Regions from separate parts of the Homo sapiens genome. Here all the other regions are linked to region 3. The links are chromatin loops, found by intact Hi-C in ENCODE. Cell type or tissue: dorsolateral prefrontal cortex. All regions are shown on one strand.

What was found. A loop is a pair of places that touch in the nucleus more often than their neighbours do. Peaks named below come from ENCODE experiments on the same cell type or tissue, not always from the same donor. Only the 100,000 strongest peaks of a DNase experiment are listed, where the experiment ranks them.
Region 1: it touches region 3 in a loop (2.4-fold over the local background); 2 of 110 quality-filtered maps call a loop at or near these places.
Region 2: a loop joins it to region 3, with 8 times the contacts of the local background. A loop is called at or near these places in 3 of 110 quality-filtered maps.

What each region holds. Positions count from the first base shown.
Region 1 is chr16:19,742,782-19,747,781 of GRCh38, reverse strand. The region is part of intron 4 of IQCK (IQ motif containing K); the gene reads right to left. Among named protein-coding and RNA genes, the nearest start is that of IQCK-AS1, 21 kb to the left of the region's middle. In dorsolateral prefrontal cortex, no CTCF peak of the experiment used is centred here; a DNase peak (open chromatin) is centred at 2,321; H3K27ac peaks cover 4,288 bases.
Region 2 is chr16:19,859,350-19,864,349 of GRCh38, reverse strand. It overlaps GPRC5B (G protein-coupled receptor class C group 5 member B), which reads left to right. Exons shown (of 4, transcript NM_016235.3): 3 at 2,377-2,513; 4 at 3,806-5,000. The coding sequence ends at 3,850. Among named protein-coding and RNA genes, the nearest start is that of GPRC5B, 23 kb to the left of the region's middle. RefSeq lists enhancers at 1,949-2,529, 3,110-3,691, 4,965-5,000. In dorsolateral prefrontal cortex, no CTCF peak of the experiment used is centred here; DNase peaks (open chromatin) are centred at 2,219 and 4,584; H3K4me3 peaks cover 4,832 bases; H3K27ac peaks cover 5,000 bases.
Region 3 is chr16:19,663,663-19,668,662 of GRCh38, reverse strand. All of the region lies in intron 26 of VPS35L (VPS35 endosomal protein sorting factor like), which reads right to left. Among named protein-coding and RNA genes, the nearest start is that of KNOP1, 52 kb to the left of the region's middle. In dorsolateral prefrontal cortex, a CTCF peak has its summit at 2,122; a DNase peak (open chromatin) is centred at 2,052; H3K4me3 peaks cover 1,201 bases; H3K27ac peaks cover 5,000 bases.

The DNA.
Region 1 (5,000 bases), 79 kb before region 3:
GCATTATCTTAAGTGAAACAAGCCAGACACAGAAAGTCAAATATCGCATGTTCTTACTCATAAGTGGGTGCTAAAACCTGTCTATACACAGATGGATAGAGTGGAATGACAGACAGTGAAGACTCGGAAGGGTGAAGGGGTGGGAGGAGGGTGATGATGACAAACTACTTATTGGGTACAATGTGTGTTATTTGGGTGATACCCTAAAGCTCTGACTTTGCCACTGTGCAATCTATGCATGTAATGAAATTGTATTTAAACCCCACACATTTACTTAAAAAAAAAAAAAAGGAATCTATTTCCTAACTCTTCGGATCTGGGCTGGCCTTGTGACTTGCTTTGGCCAATCTAACGTGTGAAAGTGACACTATGTCAGTTCCAAGCCTCAGGCTCAAGAGGCCTTGACGTGTCTAATTGAATTGAAGCAACCCTGCCTGGCTGCCCTATGAACAACCTAGGGTTAATCTGATAGAGGATGAGAGACCACATGGAACAGCTCATCCCAGCTGAGGCCATCCTAGACCAGCCAGCATCTAGCCTATCCAGTAGCTGCCAAAGACACATGAATGAACCCAGCCAAGGCCAGAAGAAACTCCCAGCTAAATCTAGCCCAAGTTGCTAACTTGCAAAAAAGTGAGCTAAATAAATGGTTATGATTTTTTGCTGGCAGAGATAGGGGTCTTGCTATGTTGCCCAAGCTGGTCTTGAACTCCTGAGCTCAATGATCCTTCTGCCTTGGCCTCTTAAATTGCTGGGATTACAGCCATGAGCCACGATGCCTGACCAATGCTTGTAATTTTAAGCCACTAACTTTTGAGGTAGTTTATTATATGGCAAAAAAGTTAACTGATAAAGTACATAATAATCGAAATGCAATTTATGGCCAAATGATAATGTTCCCCCTATCTGGCAGTTAGTCAAGACTGCTACCACAGCCATCTGGCATAAAGCCATGCCCCTCAAAGCCGGCGGACAAAGCTTCAGACCAGAGGAGGAAAATCCTGCCACAAAGCCACTGCCCTTCACTTTGTTAAAGAACCATTGGGTCACCCTCAGGTCAGAGCCTGCTGACTTTCTTTTTAAAGCCTTGTCCTTTGAGGATCACTTTGATTTTTAGAAACAAAAGCAACTCGTAGCCAAGTTTGGGAAATGAAGTGATCAATGCTCTTTTGTTAAAAATAAAAAAGAAACTTGACTATAAAGTTATAATAAGATTTTCTTGCATGGCTTACAAACTAGATCTGACGGCAATTCTAAGAGTCACAATGGGAAATGTTTTCAGCACCCACAGCCTTATCACCATGAGACACAGTAGGAATGAATGTCAGGTTGGGGATGGTTAATGGCAACAACTAAGACCTACTATTTGATAGCAAAACAGGGTAACTACAGTCAATAAAAACTTAAGTGTACATTTTAAAATAAGTAAAAAAGTCTATGTAATTGGATTGTTTGTAACACAGTTACTTAGGGGATGGAAACCCCATTCTCCATGATATTTCGCATTGCATGCCTGAAGCAAAACATCTCATGCACCCAATAAATATATATATCTACGACGTACCCACAAAAATTAAAAGAAAAAAAAAAAGAAATGAAGCTAGACTCTTTTTTTTTTTTTTTTTTTTGAGACATAGTCTCACTCTGTCCCCCAAGCTGGATCTCTGCTCACTGCAACCCTGCCTCCTGGGTTCAAGTGATTCTCATGCCTCAGCCTCCCGAGCAGCTGGGATTACAGGCACATGCCACCAGGCCTAGCTAATTCTTAGTATTTTTAGTAGAGAACTTGGTGGAAGTCATGTTCCAGGTCTTGGCTTTGCACTTTTGCTTTTACCCTCTTGGAAAGCTGCTGGAGACCACCACGCTGTAAAGGAGCTGGGCTGGCCCACTGGAGGATGAGAGGCCACATGAAGGAGAACCGAAGTGCCCCAGCTAGCAGGCAGCACCAGGGCCCCAGACACATGAGTGAGATAGAATTGGACCTTCCAACCCAGCCCAGTTACCAGCTGAACGCAGTCACATGAGTGACCCCAGGAGAGAGCACCAGAACTGCCCAGTCGGCCCAGAGTCATGAAAAATAATAAATCGTTATTTTAAGCCATGAAGTTTTCAGGTAGTTTACTGTACAACACAGCAATCAGGTAACTGATAAATAGGTTATATTATATCATCTAAGCATTTCATTTCAGGATAGCAAGAAGCACACTATACAATGCTATGACAAGGGAGCACTGGGCCCAGTAGGGTTGAGTCACGGCTCTAATTACTTCCAACTGCTTTTAAAATAAAACCCACTTTGTTTACTGGCCCATGTGATGTTACGGCCGCTGCGGGGCTGACCCTGTCAAACTCACCTCCTCTCTCTTTTGCTCACTCTGCCCCAAACATACTGGCCTCCTTTTTGTCCCTGGAATAGGTCACAGAATTTGGCAGTACTGGGTCATTAGTAAACTTGAGTTGTACCAGACATAGTGAGCATTTAAATGCCAGAGTGCCACATTAAAGAAAGAATGAATGGTAAAAAGATGTAGGTGAGGTGATTCACTGAGTGTGTCAGTGAAAAGGAAAGAGAGAAAGAAAATAACCTAGACGATGCAGCAGGGTCAAATATGAGGACTTGAAAATGTTACTTATCATTAACTTTTATTTTTCCTGATTACAAAGGTAACTCGTGCTTCTTTTGAAATTTTTTAATATACCCAAAATATTGGAATATTAAATATAGGAGAGCAAAGGGTCAAAACTTTCATCTCTTTCCCATCTTCCATGTGATTCTTCACTTATTGGCCAACGAATTTAGATACTATTATCTGCATTCTGTTACCTTTGGCTTGTTGTATACATGGCTGCATAAATCGCTATACACACAGGAAATGTCTGTACAGTATCTATTGTTGGCCACAGATGTACTTCCACCAGCTATTTGTACAAAGCAATCATTTTCCGTTATTTACCTTTCACAGAGTATATTTGTTTAACACAATATAAAATACTGCTAGCACCCAGCTAATTTCACAGCAAAACTAGAAGGCCATTGGCTTTATTTGTAGATTGTCACTCTAATGCCATACAGATGCCACTTAAAAAATCTCAATTACTTTTTTTACATGATTGAAAATGACCCTTTGAGAAAGGGTTAAATAAATCTATTTCACTTGTTAAATTCGTATCATGAAATGTGGAGGTCTTGATCTAACTCTCAGGCTGAGATAATTCATGGAAATCATGTGCTTAAGGTTTATTCTCCCAATTGTAATCTCCACCAAAAATTAAGGATTAGGGAAATACCTGCCTATTAAATATGCTGAATTTTACATTGAGCATTTAAAATAGAGTTAAATATCTAAGATGGGCCAGGTGCACTGGCTTATCCCTGTAATCCCAGGACTTTGGGAAACCAAGGCAGGAGGACCACTTGAGCTCAGGAGTTTGAGACCAGCCTGGGCAACACAGTGAGACCCCATCTCTAAAAATAAAAATGAAAATAATTTTTAAAATGAAAAAATATACTATTTGTGTGCTTAGAGAAAAGAAGAAAAAATAATCTAAGCAGGAACAACTGTTTGTTTAGAAACTATATTAAATTCATAGTATTTAAAATGATATATATAAAAGAATCACAAGATGAGTGACTCAAAATCAAAATAATCAAGCTTGCATAGCTTTTGGGGAACAGGCCTGGGTTGAAAGGGTCTGCCTGATTCCAGAGGCTGGAATCATGGAATTGCTGAACCATGTACCACACAATGCCTGAATTCATGTGTGCAGACACACCTACACCTATACACACACCCACACACACCACACACCACACAATAGATGTGTGTGTAATTGGCCAAATGCTCTATGGCATAGTAATTAGGTGCCAGCTCTTGCTGTTTCTCTGTCTGCTCTGTTCCCCCTGGTCTTCCTTGGAGTTTCATGGTACTGGCAGGACAACCTAAATAAAAGGCTTGCTAACTTCTCACTCCTTTTCTCCACAGCCTCCAGACCCATCTTTCATGTCAGAATCTGACCTCTGCTTTCAGCAAGCTGTGTGACTGACCATCAGAGTGGAGCAGTGGTCAAACTCTTAGACTCTGGAACAATTCTTGGTTTGAGTCTTGGCTCTGCCACTTTCTAGCTGTGAACTTAAGCTTCTTGGTTAGCCCTGGTGCTGTACAGCCCTGATCCATAAGATGATGATAATAGCATCCACCTCCAAAGATTGTTGGGAGGATTAAATGAGTGACTGCAGGTAAAGTGCTTAGAATGACATCTGGCACAAAGCAAGGCTCAAAAAGTGCTGACAACTACTATTCTTGAATCCTAGCCTCTTGCTCTACTCTCTGGCTCTCCATTGTCTGTGAATGAGGCTCCTTCAATTTGAGGGGATTTGCTCCTTGCCCAGCTCCAGCTCCAGGGAGCCTAGCAGACTTAGGCGGTCTCCCCATTGTTTACCTCCCTCCAGAGGCAGTAGATCCAGTCACTGCAGGTATAGTTAATAAATTACCTCCTGTGTGTAATAACTACAACAAACTGAATAAAGGTCACAGACCTCCAGAGTGCTCATGTAGCTTAATTATGATCTTAAAAGTAGGCCCTGACTTTTATTTATTTATTTATTTATTTGAGACAGAATCTCACTCTGCCACCCAGGCTGGAGGGCAGTGGCGTGATCTCAGCTCACTGCAACCTTTGCAACCTGGGTTCAAGCGATTCTCCTGCCTCAGCCTCCCGAGTAGCTGGAATTACAGGCACGTGCCACCATGCCCAACTAATTTTTTTGTATTCTTAGTAGAGACAGGGTTTTGCCATGTTGGCCAGGGTGGCCTTGAACTCCTGACCTCAAGTGATCTACCCGCCTCGGCCTCCCAAAGTGCTGGGATTATAGGCATGAGCCACTGCATCTGGCCAGCCCCATCTTTTGAGAATCCATATTCATTCATTTATCCAATAAATACTCATTGAGTTCCTACTATGTTCCAGGCACTATGGGGGCCATGTCATAGAAAGAAAAA
Region 2 (5,000 bases), 200 kb before region 3:
ACAGAGCAAGAAAGAAAAGTGTTCTTTCCTCTATTAGGGGCTTTGGGCTGTCAGATCTCATTAGGGCCAAGGCCTATTTAAAACAACTTTTTGCTTCTTGCTAGAAGGCCCCGAGTTGGCTTTGGGGGCAAGGCCAGCCTGGCATCACATGCAGGGTCTATGCAAGAAAAGGCTGGCATCCAGCCATTTGAGCTTTGATTCCTAAGGGGACCTCTTGTCTTAGGAGAGGTCCTAAGCAAGGTGGGTGAGCCTGGCTTGCCTTTGTCTCTGGCCCAGGTGTGGGTAGGGTGTTAGTTGGGCTTCTTGAAGTAAGTTGCAAGTAATAAAAAATCCAATGTGAGTAGGCTAAAGCAGCTGTCCCCAAACTTTTTGGCACCACGGACAATCTTTCCATGGATCAAGGTTGCGGGGGGGTTGGGGGGCGGTTTCAGGATGAAACTGTTCCACCTTAGATTGTCAAGCATTAGATTCTCATAAGAAGCGTGCAACCTAGATCCCTCACATCCACAATTCACAGTAGGGTTTGAGGTCCTATAAGAATCGAATGCCAGCTGGGCACAGTGACTCATGCCTGTAATCCCAGCACTTTGGGAGGCCGAGGTGGGTGGATCACTTGGTCAGGAGTTTGACACCAGCTTGGCCAACATGGTGAAACCCTGTCTCTACTAAAAACACAAAAATTAGCTGGGCATGGTGGCACGTGCTTGTGGTCCTAGCTACTTTACTCAGGAGGCTGAGGCAGGAGAATCGCTGGAATCTGGCAGGTGGAGGTTGCAGTGAGCCGAGATTGCACCACTGCACTCCAGCCTGGGCGACAGAGCGAGACTCTTGTCTCAAAAAAAAAAAAAAAAAAAAAAAGAACACAGATTCCTTGCCTGGGTCCCAATGCTGACTGTGCCCCTTACCAGCTGTGTGACCTTGGGCCCCAAGCAAAGTGCCCCAAGCAAAGTGGACATAATGAAAGTACATATAGTCAGCCTGGGCAACAAAGTGAGACCCCGTCTCTAAAAAAAAATATTAAAAAATTAGCCACGCATGGTGGCATGTGTCTGTAGTCCCAGCTACTCTGGAGGTTGAGGCAGGAGGACCACTTGAGCCTGGGAGTTCAAGGCTGCAGTGAGCTATGATCGTGCCACTGCATTCTAGCCTGGACAACAGCAATAACTTGTCAAAAAAAAAAAAAGTAGCTATCGTGCGATGAAAATTAAATGAGTTGAAAAGAAAGAAAGAAAATTAAATGAGTTAATGGTTAATATATATAAAGTACTTTGCACAGTGCCTGGCTCCTGGTTGGCGCTCTGTGAAGCTTAACTGTATAACTAAGGTGATTTTGGTCCCTGCCCCAAGTAATTTGCAAAACAAACAAACAAAAGCAAAAACAAGCTCTCTTGTTGCTTTTTAGCCAGAAAAGTGGCTCCCTTCAGGGAAGACTTTTTGTGTGTGAGACACAATTTCACCAGGCTGGAGTGCAGTGGTGCAATCTTGGCTCACTGCAACCTTAACCTCCCGGGTTCAAGCGATTCTTGTGCTGCAGCCTCCCGAGTAGCTGGGATTACAGGTGTGCACCACCATACCCGGCTAATTTTTGTATTATTAGTAGAGGGGGTTTTGCCATGTTGGCCAGGCTGGTCTCGAACTCCTGACCTCAAGTGATCCACCCGCCTTGGCCTCCCAAAATGCTAGGATTAGGGATTACAGGCTTGAGCCACTGCGCCCGGCTTCTACCCTTTTTTTTTGTTTGTTAGATTCCTCCATGTCTTTTCATGTTAGCTTTTCTTTAACAAAAAGGAAGTTCAAATCTCTAAAAGTTCAGTAAATAAGAAACACCGGTTTTACCCATCTTTCAGAGGGAAAAAGTGCCGACATGCCATCTTGGCTTTAGGTCTCCCTTTTATTCTTGTTTGGAATAACCCTACACATGTGGTTAGAGTCCCCCTGTTCTCATCCCTGGTCACTTTCCAGTGAAGACTCTTAGCAGCTTCCTCCTCAGTGTGTGTCCAGAAACAGCAAGCAGTTTTGAGTAGTGTGATGCTGAACTTTACATGAATGGCTTTCTGTAGTGAGAAGGCGCCTGTCACCCGCGGCCTGCAGAGGCTGCGTGGCTTGGAGGGGGAACCAGAGGCCCAACCATGGGCCTCCTTCCCCTGGTCTCTACAGCAGCTTTTCCCAAACCCACTGAGATGGGTCAGGCTCCTAGAGAGCCTGAGAACAAAGCCCCTTTGTGACTTTTGTTTTGAATCAGGCTTGTGACAAAGGGGAGGAGCCACTGGGTTGGGTGGATGGGGGTGCCCGGAGCGCGCTGTTGTTGCAGGGGAAGAAAACAAAATTGTGTCTTTTTTTTGGCAATGTTGTCTTGCCAATCCCTCCCTCCCCCAGCTCTCCGAACAGCAGGATTTCCCAACGGCAGCTTGGGAAAAAGACCCAGTGGCAGCTTGGGGAAAAGACCCAGCGCTCCGTTTAGAAGCAACGTGTATCAGCCAACTGAGATGGCCGTCGTGCTCAACGGTGGGACCGTAAGTATCAAGATGTGATGTGGGGGTAGGAAGCCTAGGAGTCTACGGTGTCGGGGAGCAGCTTCAACAGGGACATACTCCTCCATGGAGGCTGCCCATGTGGCCTGCAAGGACCGCCACAGCTCAAACGCATGCAATGCTTTTATTTTTCTTCTTTCCCTTTCTACCCCTTTTCTCCACACACAGAATACCCACCTCTATTTAGAAAACCATCTGTAGATTCGTTTGAAAGAGTTTGTAATCCTTGAGGCTGTTGGACCCAGTGAATTATTTGGCTTTCACTCTGTCCCTGGGAGGTGACTTTTGGAAAAAGCCCAGAATGATGGAGCGCCCCTAGCAGATTTTGCTGACATCCAGCCTAGTTTAAGGTCCCCGGTCACCCCTCTGTTGACTCCTCCCCAGCTGGGTACCAGGTTCTCCCATTCCCTAAGAGATGTCTTAAGAAATTGAAGCAGTTACTGTTTCTCTCCCTCAAACACAGAAGCAGGTTTACTACTATCTGATGCCAAACAGACCTTCAGCAGAATTGTCATTGTTTACGTTTGCCTCCTTGGAATGACACCATTTTGTTTCTCCAGCAATCCAAAGATGCACTCTCATCTCCACATTTAATTTCCAAACATAGCTACATGCTTCTTTCAGAAACAAGGTCTGAGCCAGTTTACATGTGTAAATTGGGTTTCCATTCTTTATATCATGTTCCAACTCCATAACTCAACCTGAGCATTCTTCTTTTTTTTTTTTTTTTTATGTAAATCAGGGATGGTCTTTGATCTCTAGAGGGAATTTAGGTTTTCCTGGCCTTTTGAATGGTATGCTAGGCATTGGTTTGCATTGGTTTGGAACAGGCTCAAAGACAGAATCACAGATTTGCATTCTTAAAACCCCCTGCCAACGACTGGGCTGTTTTATTGTCCCGAGCCAAGAAAAGCCTGATTCACAAGCATTCGGCCTGTGTGTTATAATAAATATGCTTAGAAAAGCCCCCATCCGTCACTCTTAAGCCCTCCTGGTTCCTTCAAGGCCAGTGTGTGAAAAAATAGTCAAGACTGAAAGTGAATGAGTTGAACTTACATTCCTTACGGGTGGATGGTTATAGAAAAGGGAGCTGGGCTTCCCAAGAACCACAGCAGCATGACTCACAGTCATTGCTGCCTCTCCTGGGAATTATTCGACCCATCTAGGTAAAAGCAAGGTAACTTATTTTTGCCGCGTTGTTTACGCATCGGTTTCTAGTGTTGACTTTGCAAAGCACAGAGTTCTCAGTGTGTTATCCTTATGTGTTATTCCAGATCCCAACTGCTCCGCCAAGTCACACAGGAAGACACCTTTGGTGAAAGACTTTAAGTTCCAGAGAATCAGAATTTCTCTTACCGATTTGCCTCCCTGGCTGTGTCTTTCTTGAGGGAGAAATCGGTAACAGTTGCCGAACCAGGCCGCCTCACAGCCAGGAAATTTGGAAATCCTAGCCAAGGGGATTTCGTGTAAATGTGAACACTGACGAACTGAAAAGCTAACACCGACTGCCCGCCCCTCCCCTGCCACACACACAGACACGTAATACCAGACCAACCTCAATCCCCGCAAACTAAAGCAAAGCTAATTGCAAATAGTATTAGGCTCACTGGAAAATGTGGCTGGGAAGACTGTTTCATCCTCTGGGGGTAGAACAGAACCAAATTCACAGCTGGTGGGCCAGACTGGTGTTGGTTGGAGGTGGGGGGCTCCCACTCTTATCACCTCTCCCCAGCAAGTGCTGGACCCCAGGTAGCCTCTTGGAGATGACCGTTGCGTTGAGGACAAATGGGGACTTTGCCACCGGCTTGCCTGGTGGTTTGCACATTTCAGGGGGGTCAGGAGAGTTAAGGAGGTTGTGGGTGGGATTCCAAGGTGAGGCCCAACTGAATCGTGGGGTGAGCTTTATAGCCAGTAGAGGTGGAGGGACCCTGGCATGTGCCAAAGAAGAGGCCCTCTGGGTGATGAAGTGACCATCACATTTGGAAAGTGATCAACCACTGTTCCTTCTATGGGGCTCTTGCTCTAGTGTCTATGGTGAGAACACAGGCCCCGCCCCTTCCCTTGTAGAGCCATAGAAATATTCTGGCTTGGGGCAGCAGTCCCTTCTTCCCTTGATCATCTCGCCCTGTTCCTACACTTACGGGTGTATCTCCAAATCCTCTCCCAATTTTATTCCCTTATTCATTTCAAGAGCTCCAATGGGGTCTCCAGCTGAAAGCCCCTCCGGGAGGCAGGTTGGAAGGCAGGCACCACGGCAGGTTTTCCGCGATGATGTCACCTAGCAGGGCTTCAGGGGTTCCCACTAGGATGCAGAGATGACCTCTCGCTGCCTCACAAGCAGTGACACCTCGGGTCCTTTCCGTTGCTATGGTGAAAATTCCTGGATGGAATGGATCACATGAGGGTTTCTTGTTGCTTTTGGAGGGTGTGGGGGATATTTTGTTTTGGTTTTTCTGCAGGTTCCATGAA
Region 3 (5,000 bases):
CATTTTTGTTAAATAGCCATCAAAATGTCTGAAGGAACACAGCACACACACACACACACACACACACACACTCAGCTTAAAGGCTTCTGATTAACATCAGCTCCATAGAATCGTTTGGGAAATGAAGATATTTAAAGAGCTATGAAAAAATCTGTAAAACAAGAAGACTTCAAAGGGAGTAAGAGAGGAAGAAAAGGAGTGGAGAGAGAATGTGTGTGCACAACAGGAGACGGGGTGGAAGGGATGAGGGAGAGCAGGAAGGATGGGAGGTGGAGGGGAAGACGGAGAGGGAGTGAAAGTTCTTTCTAAAACTGCCAAGGTATTGACCGTGAGAAAAAGCCTCAAGGTCAAAACAATCAAAACACTGACCTGACAAATGAAATTTTAAACTACCCGACAAGATCAAATGTTTTCATGGTCCAAATGGACTTCCACTCCAAAACGACTTCCAGTGATGCAAAGAGAACACTGTAGGGGTGAACAGCATCCTGAATTAAAACAGGAACACCGGCCAGCACACCAGAGGGGCAAATGCAACAGCAAATGCTCACTTTCCTGGGAAGAAAGGCCTATGTTTAATGAGAAGAGTATGTGTCTGAAGATGGATGGTGGAGTTTTGCCATCTCTTCCTTCTTCAAAGGAGAGGGAAAAAAAACATGTCACAGAAAGACACTCCTTGTAAAGCTTTCTGAGTCAAGTTAGCTCTGCTCTGGAAGCTTCTTTGCCTGGCTGTCTCCTGAACCCCAAACTCAAACCCCTTCCACATTTATTAAGCCCCAACTGTGAACAGGGTACTGTCATGGGCAGGTAGACAAACAGATGAAAAAAAAGTGAGAGAAAGCGTTGACAACATAAACTGTGGCAATGAGACCAACATAATCATACTAATTAACAACTATTTTTTTTTCTGGTTTTTTTTTTTTTTTTTCCAGACAGGGTCTTGCTCTGTCGCACAGGCTGAAGTGCAACGGTGTGATCTCGACTCACTGCAGCCTCTGCCTCCTGGGCTCCAGCCATCCTCCTACCTCAGCCTCCCCAGTAACTGGGACTACAGGAGTGCACCATCATCCCTGGCTAATTTTTGTATTTTTTGTAGAGATGGGGTTTCACCGTGTTGCCCAAGCTGGTCCCAAACTCCTGAGCTCAAGCGATCTGCCTGACTCGGCCTCCTAAAGTTCTGGGATTACAGGCGTGAGCCACCGCATTGGGCCAACACTTATTTTCTAAGCCTGTTACGTATTTTGGTCTATGAATCCACTTATCTCAATTGTTTTGGGGAGAGACATTAAATATGGGGCTTGAGGAAAAGCCACCTGATGTCCGTTCTGATAGAGAAACCTTCCAGAAAGGGTCAGAGCCTGCAGGGTCTTCTATCTTGTGACCACTAGTAAGACATGGCCCAACCAGGTACGGTAGCTCACGCCTGTAATCTCAGCACTTTGGGAGGCCAGTGGGTCGATCACTTGAGGTCAGGAGTTTGAGACCAGCCTGGCCAATATGGTGAAACCCTGTCTGTACTAAAAATACAAAAATTAGCTGGGCATGGTGGCACATGCCTGTAATTCCAGCTACTCGGGAGGCTGAGGCAGGAGAATCACTTGAACCCGTCGGTCAGAGGTTGCAGTGAGCCGAGCCTGGGCAACAGAGCAATGCTCTGTCTCAAAAAAAAAGAAAGAAAGAAAGAAAGGAAGAAAGGAAGAAAGGAAGAAAGGAAGAAAGGAAGAAAGGAAGAAAGAAAGAAAGAAAGAAAGAAAGAAAGAAAGAAAGAAAGAAAGAAAGAAAGAAAGAAAAACATGGCCCTACTTATGGAACCCACAGGATCTCCTAGGCCCTATCTTTAAGCAGTTCATTTCCTTAGTCCTCCGGCAGTCCCACAGTGAAGTAAGTATATCATGAAACAAGGTTCTCAGTGGGAATGCAAATTCTGCTCAGAGCAACTTGAAAGACCATTTTTTTCTATTTATGTGTTTGTTACTGACTGGCCCAGAGAATGTGCCTATTATTATGCCTCATTAAAAAGAGAGCAGCTTTGTCCCCAGAACTTGGCTCCTCTCACCCACCCCGCCCAGTTTCCACTCTAAAGGACGGAGCTAAAATAAACAGTTATTTAAAGGTTGGGGCATGCAGGGTTCCAAAGCAGATTTTTAGTTCTATCCTCAGAAGACTTGCCCCATATAGAAAATATTGTCTGGAGACTTCTCAATCTTATCTTAAGTAATTAGAAATCAAATCCTACCCCATGTGACAGCAGTTTATCCTTATAGTTTAAAGTTCAGAATAATCATGTCAACTTCATGTAACACTTTGTTTTGTAGCTATTAAGAGCTATGGAAGCTCATTTAAGATATAACGGATTTTTTTTTAAAGACCTACAGAAAAAGGAGAACTCAGATTCCCAGTAGTAAAGAATATTGTCCCCTCTTTGAGTAATACCCCACAAGCACAGGCAACCAAAGCAAAAATGGACAAATGGGATCACATCAACTTAAAAAGCTCCGCACAGCAAAGGAAACAATCAACAAAGTGAAACGAGAACCCACAGAATGGGAGAAAATATTTGCAAACTACCCATCTGATAAAGGATTAATAACCAGAACATAAGGAGCTCAAACAACTCTATAGGAAAAAAAATCTAATAATCAGATTTTAAAAATGGGCAAAAGATTTCAATAGATGTTTCTCAAAAAAAAAAATACAAATGGCAAACAAGCATATGAAAAGGTGCTCAACATCATTGATCAGAGAAATGCAAATGAAAACTATAATGAGATATCATCGAACCCCAGTTAAAATGGCTTTTATCCAAAAGACAGGCAACGACAAATGCTGGTGAGAATGTGGAGAAAAGGGGAACCCTCACACACTGCTGGTGCAAATGTTAAATTAGTACAACTACTACGGAGAACAATTCGGAGGTTTCTGAAAAAGCTAAAAATAGAGCTACCATAGGATCCAGCAATCCCACCACTGGATTTACCCCCAAAAGAAAGGAAATCAGTATATCGAAGAGATATCTGCACTCCTGTTTGTTTTAGCACTGTTCACAATAGCCAAGATTTGGAAGCAATCTAAGTGTCCGTCAACAGACAAACGGATAAAGAAAATGTGGTACATATACACAATGGAGTACTATGCAGCCATAAAAAAGGAGATTCTGTCATTTGCAACAACATGGGTGAAACTGGAGGGCATTATGTTAAGTGAATTAAGCCAGGCACAGGAAGGCAAACTTTGCATGTTCTCACTTATTTGTGGGAGCTAAAAACAAAAACAATTGAACCCATGGAGACAGAGAGTAGAAGGATAGTTACCAGAGGCTGGGAAGGGTAATGGTGGGGCATGGTGGGGAGTGGGAATGGTTACTGCGTACAAAATAAAAATAGAAAGAATGAATAAGACCTAGTATTTGATAGCACAACACAGTGACTCTAGTCAATAATTTAATTGTACATTTAAAAATAACTGAAAGAATATAACTGAATTGTTTGTAGCACACAGGATAAATGCTTGAGGGGATGGATACACCATTCTCTAGGATGTAATTATTATACACTGCCTGCCTGAATCAAAACATCTCATGTACCTTGTAAATATATACACTTACTAAGTACCCACAAAAATTTTTTTAGAAAAGGAAAAAATATATATTGTCCTGGTTCCACTAGAGGAAGGGGAAAAGCAGCAAGTACACGGACTAGGCTTCCTTCATCCAAGTCCTCTGGGGTTCATGGGACATTCATGTTTTTTTGTTTTTTTTTTTTTTTAGATGAACTCTTGCTCTGTTGCCCAGGCTGGAATGCGGTGATGTGATCTCAGCTCACTGCAGCCTCCGCCTCCCGGGTTCAAGCGATTCTCCTGCCTCAGCCTCCCGAGTAGCTAAGACTACAGGCACATGCCACCGTGCCAGGCTAATTTTTGTATTTTTAGTAGAGATGGGGTTTCACCATGTTGGGCAAGCTGGTCTTAACTCCTGGCCTCAGGTGATCCGGTTGCCTTGGCTTCCCAAAGTGCTGGGATTACAGGCGTGAGCCACCGTTCCCTGCTGGGACATCCATGTTTCTTTTCCATATACCTTTTTTTTTTTTCTGCTTATATTTCCAGTATCTCAGAACAATCACTGCATATCCCATCTTAAAGGCAAAACCCAAACCAGAAAAACCCCACTCAGGTCTTGCTGACCCAACACTACAGTCACTGTATTTGAGACCCCTTTTTCTTGAAAAAGGGACTTCACTTTTTTGAGCAGCATTCTATGGTTCTTTCCACACAGCAATTGACGCATCTCACGGCACTGCTCTCTGCTGGGCAGAGAGCAAACACAGACAGCCACCATCCCCATATTCGTAGTAAGAGAAACTCCAGAAACGCAGCCACCGTCCCCGTATTCATAGTAAGAAAAATTGCATAAACATAGCCACTGCCCCCATATTTGTAAGAGCACTGTAGTACTCTTGGACTGCTCTATTGTAAGAATTGTTGGGGTCCTTGCTAAAAATATGGGGACAGACTACCTCATTATTTTGTATATATGACGAGTAAATGCCAGGGATGCTCACTGGCAAAATATCACATTTGACATTTTCCATCTGAAGTTTCAGGCTCTCCTGTTCTCAACCTGAGTAGTTTCAAAAGGTCTGTGGACCACTGAAAGAACACGGTATTCGGGAAACTTCCGCAAGGACAGGAAGAAATCAAACACTCAGAACACAAAGCCATTAAAACCCCACAGATGGACTCCAAAATATATGTCACAAGCAAATAGCTGCGGGAAAGGGTGAGATGCAGACAGAAGCTGAAAATAAGGGCTTAGCTGAAGATGCTAGGTAAACTGTATGTTTTGATTATTCATGCTGCCTAGCTACTATAAATGATTGGGTCAATCATTCCTGTTGGATGAAGATATCTTTATATCAACTCTAAGATCATTTGAAGAAAAAGTGAAAACAGCTTAAAGTTCCAAAATGTAAAAAAAAAAAAAAAAAAAAAAAAAAAAGAAATTA